Linked DNA regions of Homo sapiens: region 2 is linked to region 1. A link is an interaction called in ENCODE POLR2A ChIA-PET data of the cell type or tissue named here. Cell type or tissue: MCF 10A. All regions are shown on one strand. Links, peaks and the distances in the headings refer to the core of each region. The heading gives the core; the rest is flanking DNA.

Region 1 (5,382 bases), core at 307-5,306:
AAGGACATCATTAATGCAGAGAAGAACGAGCAGGGAGGTACACTGACAACACGCCTCGGCAACAAATTGTATTGCTGGGCCTTGGCTGCCAACTATTTTGACCCCTGATCAGGGTTGGGCAAACAGCTGAGCTCAATGTAAGTAGGAGTGGAAAGTCGTGTTCAGACTTAGTGCTGATTCAGCAGGCAGGAAGGCTGGGGTAAGGGAGGACAGGTGGTCTATAAACAGCAGTCGGTCTCAAAAAATCTATTTATAAGACGGAAGATTAGGGAAACAATTTGCCTGCTTTGAAAGCAAGTGGCAGATGCACACGGTGGGGCCTCCTTTCCAGCATGCTGCAGCCTCATGACAAACGGTGCTTCTGATTCTGGTGACATTGACAATCCTTCACCAGATGCTAGGACAGAAGAAAAACAAGGGGCAAGGCACCAGCCTGAGAAAAGCTGCTTTTCTATTGCTGAAGTGCTTTGATACAGATTACACAGACCACTCAAAATGAAGCGGTGAATGACTCTCTGCAGAGGATTTCGGAATTTTCTGATTCACCGCAACAAACATGACCTGCTCTAAGTCAGGTTTGGCACCATGAAATACTGCAGTATTTTTTCACTTAGGTGCTAAGCCTTCTACGTCAATTTCACCTGAGTTTGAAGATGAAATCTTACCAGAAAATGAAAACTATTGACCTTTACTGAACCGTGGTATCAGCAGGATACCGTAAGATCCCGGCAGCTTCTTACCTTGTTGTGGCTATCTTTTCTCCCTTTTTCCAGTCCCAAAATACAATACTGTGAAAATCGTCTAAACCAACCGACACCAGACATTTTCCATCGGCTGTATGAAAACAACACAAATGTCAAAATTTCTTCCATGAAAAAACAAAACATTTCATACACTGTAAAGAGGAATAAGTAACTGATCTTAAGAACTGATAAATATTTGAGGTGATGGATGTGATAGCTGCCCTGACTTGATTATACAATGTATACATGTACTGAAACATCACACTATACTCTATAAACATGTACAATTATATTTTAATACATAAGGGGTATCATATACTAAATGGACCTCGCTGAATGAAATGCATGACTAGAGATAGCCGAGCTTCCTAATGCATAACGGGCTGCCGAAGTAAACTGCCGACCTGACATTCTGAGACACAGAGCTAGAGGGAGACTCTCAGGTAAGCTACAAAAACTATGTCTATTTTGTGACAAACAAATCTCATGACATTTAACTTGAGGTACCACTTGGCTTTGTGATCCTGAGACCATTTTCAGCTCTAAAAACTGGGTTCAGTTAATTCTCCAAATTAGGAACATTATAGAAACTAAATTTAACTTAAAAAATTCTTTCAAAAGATGATTTTACAATTTAAAAATTTTATGTTCCCTATTTCAAATGTAGTGTACTTGTTATAGGAAATTTAGAAAATATGGATACAGAAAATTTTTAAATCTTCCCAATTTCTAGGCTAACATTTGATATATATCCTACCAATCTTTACACAAATGTGCTTAGAAAAAACAATACCAGAATAATAATGAACAGGTTATCTTATCTTTCTTCATCTATTATATCATGAACATTTTCCTTTAGTATTAAATATTACTTATAATTGTTTAGAAAAGTGGCAAGAATAGATTACTGTAAATCCCTATGTATAACTGCTTATTGTCTAGTTTTCACATCGCTTGTCTGCTTTACATTTCCAGGACAATTTATTTCTCTAAGAGAATAATAATTATCCATGATTACTATAATTTGGACATTTAGGTTATTTTCCCAAAAATTGTTTTAAAAATATACTGAATGCACAATTAAATTTCAAATAAAAACACTTAATTTGCTTTTTCCCTTCAAGACAAAAGAAGAGGTATAGTCAAAAAGCCTTTCCTTTGCTGCCTTCCTGCAAGGCTAGATTCAACACAGAACCATCTCTGGGTCAGCAGTCTCCCTTCCACTAGCTGTGCGGTTGCTAGGAGACGAGTGATCAAGCTCATCCTGCATCAGTATATCAGGGCTCTTCTCTGACTACCAAGGGCCAGCCATGAGGGTAAATAAAGCAACACAGGTCTGTGATAAATTGCCTCTTCCAGTTCTGCCAGTCCACTCGGAGGTCCCAACCGGTATTTTCAAAGGCAGACCTGCAGTATACCCCAAATTAGGGTTGCCAGATAAAATATAGAAAACCTTGTTAAACTGGCATTTCAGGTAAGCAGTAACTAATTTCTTAGTACAAGTATGTCCCATGCAATATTTATATGTATATTACATATTTATCCTTATTTTGCATGGAATACACTTATGACAAAAATTATTTACCTGAAACTCAAATTTAATTGAGCTTCCTAAAATTTTGTTGGCTTAATCTGGCAACCCCATCTCAATTGCTAACCAATGCCCATGCTTTGAGGGCCCTTGCTTATGCAAGAGACCCTCCTCCAACCAACTGGAAATGGTAGTCTCCTCCTTTTCTGGATGAAGGAGAGTCAGAGAAAGAAAAAGTCTGGTTTAACAAACCAAATCCTCTCCAACCCTCCATCACTACGAAGTATGAGGCAAGGATTTGAAAGTTACCTGACCCTTTCAAGCTACTAGGCTGTAGTATTAGATGAAGACGTTAACACTTTCCTTAAGGGCTAAATCATCACCAGGTGATTATTATAAACTACGTCTTTCAAAAACAACTAATGATATCCCCTTATGCTTAAATGTTACCAGGCTTTAAATTGGGCAAGGTCCCTCTTTAGCATTTAGGAGAAGGAATTGGTAATGACTTCCTATTCATTACCAACATTACTTTTTCCACATCTCTTGATATGGTCTGGTTGTTTCTATGTTGGCATGCCTCTGCACTTGATTTTATTTTTATTGGTGTTTTCTCTCTCCTTTTTTAATATCATAAGCTTTTTTTTAAGACTTTTAATAATCTTATCACATTTCCTTTGTAAGTATCACACTAATCAAGTTTTCAATGAATGTTGATGATACTGGTGACACTGATGATGAGGAAGAAGATAAAGACAGAATATGCCTGTGGATGGTATAAATTGAAATAGAATGTACTACGTTATATAGCTATAAAGATTTTGGCCAGGTGCAGTGGCCCACATCTGTAATCCCAACACTTTGGGAGGCTGAGGCAGGTGAATCCCTTGAGCCCAGGAGTTGGTGATCAGCCTGGGCAACATGAGGAAACCCACTCTCTACAAAAATACAAAAAAATTAGCTAAGCATGGTAGTGTGCATCTGTAGTCCCAGATACTTGGGAGGCTGAGTTGGGAGGATCGATTGAGCTCAGGAGGTCCAGGCTGCAGTGAGCCATGATCATGCCACTGCACTCCAGCCTGGGTGACACAGTGAGACCTTGTCTCAAAAAAAAAAAAAAATTTTTTTTTGGATGATGAGTCAAGAGTGAGTACAAAGCTACAGTTAGGAAGAGTAAGTTCTGGTGTTATATTACATATTAAGGTGACTATAGCTAATAATGTAGTGTATATTTCAAAATAGCTAGAAAAGAAGATCTTGAATGTTATCACCACAAAGAAATGATAAATGTTTGAGGTGATGGATGTGATAGCTACTCTGATTTGATCCTTACACAATATATACATGTACTGAAATGTCACATTCTACCCTGTAAACATTTGCAATTATGTGTTAATTATAAACAGATTTTTAAAGAAATTGTCCATTTCAAAAACACTGTACAAATATTCAATGTCTTGTTGCATTCATTGACTATATTTCATGTTTTCTTTTGAAATCTGTGTAGTTATGTTCTTCTTGGAATGCAAGCACAAATACATTTAAAATAATAAAGTTTTATGTCATCTGAAGAAGGCCTAAGGATAAGCTGATTTTGCCGGGGTAAGAGGTGAGCTTTTATTTTAGGAGAATTTCTGCAAGGCCCTGTCAGCTTATCCTCACTGTTATACCACCTTTCTAAACCAAAAAAAGGTATTCTGATTGTGGGTAGCAATGGAAGCAGCAGTGCAAACCCAGAGGTGCCTCAACAGCCATACCTCTTTTTTGGGATGGTGACTTCCCCGAGTTCTGCGGGTGTGGGCTATTTCTGTGTATATACTACACAGTTTGGAAATAAAATTGGCTACCTTTTTACTCTTTCCCAGTTCTCACTTTCCCTGTAAGCCGTGGTCTTAGCTTTGGAAATCTACTCTCTGACCAGTTAGTTGAAGTTTTTTATTTTTAGCCATGTTTTTAGTCTCTTAGGTAATGTCCTTTCCCATCTTTGCAGTCACAGCATGCATTAATTATGGATGTCTGTGACATAGTCCAGAAATAATATGAAGGCATTTAATGTCAGTAGTAAAGGGTGAATTAGACAAAGTTTTATTCAGACAATTATGAGTTGGTCTCTCTATTCAGGACTCATAAAAAATGCGTAGGTTTTCTACTGAACACAATGAAATCAAGTCTTAGATGTGCCCTTATGGAAATCAGTATTATTCTACGAAGCTTTTAAAAAAATTATATGGTTGATATTTAGGCTAGAAAATACTTCTGTGGTTGACCTTTTCTATTTCTAATCTGGTTTTCTATTCATATGGAAGCACTTTCCTCACGGCAAGCACAAAACAAAAATGGTTCCCCTTCCCCTAGACAGTAATAAATACTGAGTTAAAAGAGGTTCTCAACTGAGATAATATAAATTCATTCCTTCTTGTCCTTGTAGCCCAGTTACAGATTTTGCCCAAGAAATGTTTTTGACTAAAAATGTCTTTTGTTTGCTTTCGAAAAGTGGCAAGAACAATCTAAATCCTCACACATAACTGTGCTTATTTGTTATCTAGTTTTCACATTGTTTGCCTGCTTTATATTTCCAGGACAATTTATTCTCTAGTAAGAGACAAGCACGCTATCAGTAGGTGTCCATAAAACCCCCCAAAAGAGCTAACTCCTAAGAGATGGGCAGCGACAGGAGTCCTGAGGCACACAGATGGAGCACTAGCTAAATCGTAACTGTTGAGTGTCACGTCAGTGCCCTGTTTACACCGTTAAACAAGGAGGTCTACGTAGTCTCCTCTTTCAACATTTCTACTTGAGCTACTCACTTTTCTATCAGTTTCCAAAGGATGGTAGCATTAGTTGCCCTTGTTCATACTTCAGGTAAGTGTGTGTTTCTGGGCTGTTTTAGAACGGGATCTCTCTTCACTTGGGGCTGTTCCACATGGGGGCCTCTATGCACTACCATGTCCACTCCACAGTTACAGTGGAGGGTGGGAAGGGCAGATGGACAAGCTTACTGGAGGGCACAGGTAGCAGAAAGTGAGCCTGCACACTGAGTGTCCCAGGTATGACACTCTTGCCAAGTGTACACACTAGCATCGGCAAAGGGAAGCGGCTGGAGGAGGC
Region 2 (5,382 bases), core at 157-5,156, 68 kb before region 1:
TATTGCTCCCGGGATATGCAAAGAGAAGGATTACCTTGATCCCCTTGAAAGCAGCAAACAAAGCCAAGTGAGAAACTTAGTACAGTTTAGAGCCGCATTAGCAACCACCTCATTCATGCACAAGCATTTTCCAAGTGAACAGACATTCCTGTGTGGCACACACCATGCTTCCCCAGCATGCCAGCAAAGAACTAAAACAGAAATGAAAGAGTGCACCAGTCTACAAATTCAGAAAGCTCATACCCTGGCGTCTCTGGGCAAACTCTGCACTAAAGCGCCTACAGAATAGGGAGAGAAAAGGAAGCTTTGTCAATGCTTCCCGCACACTCTCCGTGACTTTACGAATGCGCCCGGGGACTCTGCTTAGAGTGTGCTGGGGAGAAACTTGCTGTCAGAAAAACAATGACATCTTCCTGGATGTCGTGGGGAGTTATGTACAATGGATACTTTGTTTCCAAATCAAGTTCAACTCATAATTTAGCCTAATAATTCCCAGTGTTTCTTGGTAGGTCAGCCTGCCTGCTCGAATGGCTTGCGGGGGTTCTTTTTGTGTGCAGGGGAAGACAGGGTACCTTTATTTTCTCAGAAACTCTTCAATCAAAACACGTTATGTAATCATAAGTGATAATTGGACCAAACGGTATTATAATCACCACTGAAGAATGGGTAGACAGCACATCTCTGCAAAACGACACCCCCGGCTGACATCATCGCCACCAAATTGAGCAAAATCGGGAGACTGGGGGCATGCCAGTTCTCACAATTAGACACTTCCTTCACATTAATTATCGCTTCCCAGGACATCTGCTCTTTCTTCTGTTTTAGTGGGACTTTCAAATGAAATCCGTGGGTTTCTTCTTTCACCTAAGAACGTTTAAGTGTATGACAAAAGCAAGCCAGGGGCTATGAGGAGAGCAAGAGGACACTGGAACTATGGCATGGCTCATAAGGCATTATTTGAGGATAAACACAGGGCTCGATTTCAGGGGACACACAGGTTGTATAATATGTAATATATTATACAGTGAATATAGAGTATGCGTACAAGCACAAACACCGTGTATTTATATATACAGGAGATTGTATATATATACACAGACGCAATCCGATGCTTTTTTTTTTCACCTTGATTTTCAGAAAAAAACCGAAAGGTAAAGCAATCTCAATGTTTCTTTCTCATTTCGCAAGCATATGTTTACAGCTGTATTGCTTCAAAACTGAAGATGAGAGGAGCAAGGGGAAGAAACCTGCATTGTGGCAAATTCAGCGGATTTTAAGTATTGACCCTTCGCGGTTGTGGATTCTGCGTGAACACTTAGTACTGGATGTTCACCAAACACCTGTGTTTGTCTCCAGAGCGGTGTGAATACTTACTTGACAATTCCCTGCCTCCAAAGGAAAGCAAGTTAAAACACAATACAAGTATTAAAAGCTTCTTTCCAGGCATCTATAAACAGTGTTCATAACATCAGATGTGGGAGGGACTGCCAGAGACTTCACACGTAGCCAAACACTGGAGGTTTAACAGTTTTCCGTGGATCTAAATCCTTCTAGATTCAGATTCCATCAGAAATGGGACTCTGAAAAGCTTTGCTGAGGTGGGAAGGAGTGGAGGCATGAGGACATTCACTCACTTTCAGTCCAATCAGCTCATTAGAGTTGGTCATTCCCAGCTGGCACAGGACAGGAGTGCGAGGAAGGCTGTGGGCACAACCCGGCATTGGCAGGGAGACCCAGTGGGGCCAAGATCTGGGAAGGTGAGGGGGTGAGAGACTGGAGGTGGGAGGAGCAGAGACACAAAGGGGCCTGGTGGGGCAAGTAGGCTTTGAGGAGAATGGGCAGGGGGGCAGGGTCAGGGAACAAAGGAGAAAGAGCTTCCATTGGCAAGAAATTTAAGGAGGGAGCCTGGCAAGACAGCAAACAAACTGGATAATCAGGAGAGAGGGTGGCACACAGGCCGAAGCTCTGGAGAGCAGGAGAAGCCTGCCAAGAAGACAGAGTGAAGGCAGGAAGCCCAGGGAGAGGCTGTGAACTCCAGCCTGGGGCTTGGTGTTGAGTAACAAGTCGGCCCTGCTCTTCAGTGCCTGTGGGGAGAGTCACAACCCTGTACCCCCTGTGGAAACAGTTGGCACATTCTGTGGGCAGGGCAGGATCATGGGAAGGCCAATTCCTGCTGTCATCCCACTGCCCAGCGCTGGGCTGCTGAAGAGAAAGCTTAGACTCAACTAAAGATGTGGGGAGTCTTATCCTGACACGGGCTCTTGCCCTGCACAGACCCGCAAGGCAGGCCAATGCCTGGGTACTTGTCCCTCCTTTCCCCCTCCCCAAGGCACTGGGCTGACAGAGCAAGAGGTGGAGCAGAGCACACAATGACCTGAAATGTGTAAGAGCATTCAGGGCCAAAGTGCTCAGGGAAGCTTCTGAAACCACTGAGGTCACGAGTCAGTTGCAACCCAAGATGAGTACAACATGAGAGCCAACTGGGGAGTGAGGCTTGGACAGCCTGTGAGAAACCAAGTCGTTCCAACCAGTTTCTATAAAGAGGGGTGTGGGTGTGGGTGTGAGTGTGGGGAAACTCAGTTCCAACTAGCCAAGAAATTCAAGTTTGAAGTTGTTTTGAGTCGTGTTCATCAGACAATGTTCAAAGTGTCCTTGGAGGAAACAGCTTTCTTCAGCTTCCAAAATGTGGCATAAAATGCTCCAATGGTTTTAGAATGTCTTGGGAAATCCAAAGGGGAGGGGGAGGGGAGAGAGAAGGGGGAGGCAGAGAGAGAGGGGAGAGAGAAGGGGGAGGGAGAGAGAGAGGGGAGAGAGAAGGGGGAGGGAGAGAGAGAAGGGAGAGAGAAGGGGGAGGGGAGAGAGGGGAGGGGGAAAGAGGGGAGGGGGAGGAGGGGTAGGGAGGGATGAGGGAGGGAGGAATGGGATGGGAGGAGAGAGGGAGGAGTGGGAGAGGAGGGAGAGAGGGAGGAATGGGAGAAGGGGGAGGCAGAGAGGGAGGAGGGAAGGAGTGAAGGAGGAGGGAAGGAGGGGGGTAGGGAGGAATGGATGGGGGAGGGGAGGGAGAAAGGGAGGGGCGAGAAACACAGAGAAATTAGCAACCACTGCTCTAGGATAAATCCAGGGTTAGGAAAAATCTCCAAAGCCAGGGGGCCTCTCTGTTATCAAGACCAAACTGGACTGTGTCAAGTGCATTCTTCAGAACTGGACTCTGTTAACAGTATTCCTAAGAACTGGACTCTGTTGAGTGTATTCCTATGTCTTCCAGAATCATGTACAGAGATACTTAGTGATGGGGTGATGGAAAGGATTCAGGCAGAAGAACTGCAGGATGTCCTGAAAGAAGCCTACCCTCTTGAAAATGCTCTTGACTGAAGCCTATCACACAGCTTTGTGTCTTTTTGTTGTTGTTTTAAAAAATGGGGATATCGTCTTAGACTTGGCTATTTTAGGTGAATACAAAGTTATTTGGGTGAAAAAATGAGAGTACAAAGGGTGGCGTAAAGGGAACTAAGTAAAGATGGGCAGAATACTGAAGAGGCCACTGTGATGATCCAAGAGAGGAATGATGAAGCACTTGACTGGAGCAGTGGTTATGGAGAAGAAAACAGGTGAATATTTAAAGAAAGGTTGGCGAAATAGACTTCACAGCACTTTGTCATGGAGAGTCTTTAGGGGATGAAGTAGGAAAAGCAACTCAAGGGCAATACCAGTTTTCCAGCTTGCATATCTGGACAGATGGTTGTATCATGGAATGAGACAGAGAGAAAATATCAATGAGGGAAGATGATGAGTTCAATTTTGGCACGTTGAGCTTTGAACACCCGTGAGATAGCTTTGTTAGTTGGAAGTTCCACTGAGAGATGGGAGTCAGTGACATGACCCTGGGAATCACTAGCCAATGGGTGGGATATAAAAGATTAATTAAGAGAGAGGGTAGATGGTAGAGGGTGAAAAGATGCCAGCCAAAGGTAAAATCCTGAGGACCAACAGCATGTAAGGGGCTGGAAGAGGAAGCAGAGGTGAGACACTGAGAAGAGAGAGGGAGGCACCAGAAGGGCCAAGAGAGATTCTTTCAAAAAGGCGAGAGAAGAACGTTTATATTCTTCTCTAACACGCACTGTCCAATTCAGTAGCCAATGCCACATGTGGCTTTCAAAAGTTTGAATTGTGCTATAACTATAAAATACACACTGGAATTTGAAGTCCTACTGAAAAGTTTTTAACAGAATGTAAAATATAATTTTATATTACATGTTGAAATATTTTTTAATATATCGAGTTAAAATATATTGTTAAAATCAATGTCACCATCTCAACTTTTTTAATGTGCCTGCTAGAAAATTTATACACGTGGCTCACATATTTCTACTGGACAATGCTACTCTAGAAGAAACAAGTTCTCTTAGTAAGACAGAGAGAGGAGAGTCACTGGACTCAGGGGTTAAAGAGCCCCCATGTCAGCAGAATGGCAGGGACAGAGGACAGATGAGATAGGATAGAGAATGAAGAAAAGACTACAAGGCCTGAATGAGAAAGGAAAAAGGTTGGAAGGAAGGTGACGGCAGAAATGTGTAAGTTTATAAGATTAATCAAAGGACCTGTTTTTTTTCCTGAGGAGAGCTGGGTGGAGGTGGGAAACTGGGATGTATTTTTTGGTTGAGGACATGGATCTGGCTGTGGGAGAGTGACACAGGAGACACAGATGAGGGAGCATGGATGGACAGGAGGCCGGGGCCAAGCACCAGGTGAGGGAACTGTCTTGAATAGGAGAAGGGACTTACTTCCTCTGAGAAGAGAGGGAAGAAGGTGAATGGCTTACGTGAGTGAAGGATGGGAAGCAAAATGGAGGAGAGAGAAAGAAGCACCAAGATGGAATGCGTGCCAGTGGCTTCTGTTTTCTCAGTGAAGGAGGGGCAGGAGGTTGAGTTGAAACCTGGATGACTGCTGAGAAGCAGCAGAGAAAACCAACCAAAGGAAAGGATGGAGGAGCTTGGAGGGCCATGTGCAGCAGCCAGGCAGCCTCTCTGGTGGTGGCCATCTGTGCCAACGTGGGACTTCCTATAAGAAGAGTGGAGAGGCAGGTGGTAGGAGGAATGTAGGGGAGAAGGGCCAACAGGACTGGGAAATGGCATTTGGGTAGGCACAAAAAGTGAGGCCAGGAAGGGCTGATGAACTTGGGGAAAAATGAAGGTGTCTAGGCACTTATTTGTCTTGATGAAGATCAGGTGTACCCGGGAATGAGAAATCCAGAGGACAGCTGGTTAAGACACTGAGGGACAAAGGAGTTCCTGGTGATGATGTAACCCAGGGCATGGCAGGAGCTGGCTGGGGTTGGCCAGTTGACCATGAGCTGAATTGCTCAGAGACAGGAAGTTGACAGAT

What was found. Peaks named below come from ENCODE experiments on the same cell type or tissue, not always from the same donor. Only the 100,000 strongest peaks of a DNase experiment are listed, where the experiment ranks them.
Region 2: POLR2A ChIA-PET joins it to region 1 with 5 read pairs; 4 of 35 experiments call an interaction of 5 or more read pairs at or near these places.

Annotation. Positions count from the first base shown.
Region 1 is chr2:54,874,999-54,880,380 of GRCh38, reverse strand. It overlaps EML6 (EMAP like 6), which reads right to left. Exons shown (of 42, transcript NM_001039753.4): 17 at 741-834. Among named protein-coding and RNA genes, the nearest start is that of EML6-AS1, 130 kb to the right of the region's middle. In MCF 10A, for the core only: no CTCF peak of the experiment used is centred there; no DNase peak of the experiment used is centred there.
Region 2 is chr2:54,942,667-54,948,048 of GRCh38, reverse strand. The region is part of intron 28 of EML6 (EMAP like 6); the gene reads right to left. Among named protein-coding and RNA genes, the nearest start is that of RTN4, 110 kb to the left of the region's middle. In MCF 10A, for the core only: no CTCF peak of the experiment used is centred there; DNase peaks (open chromatin) are centred at 2,078 and 2,448.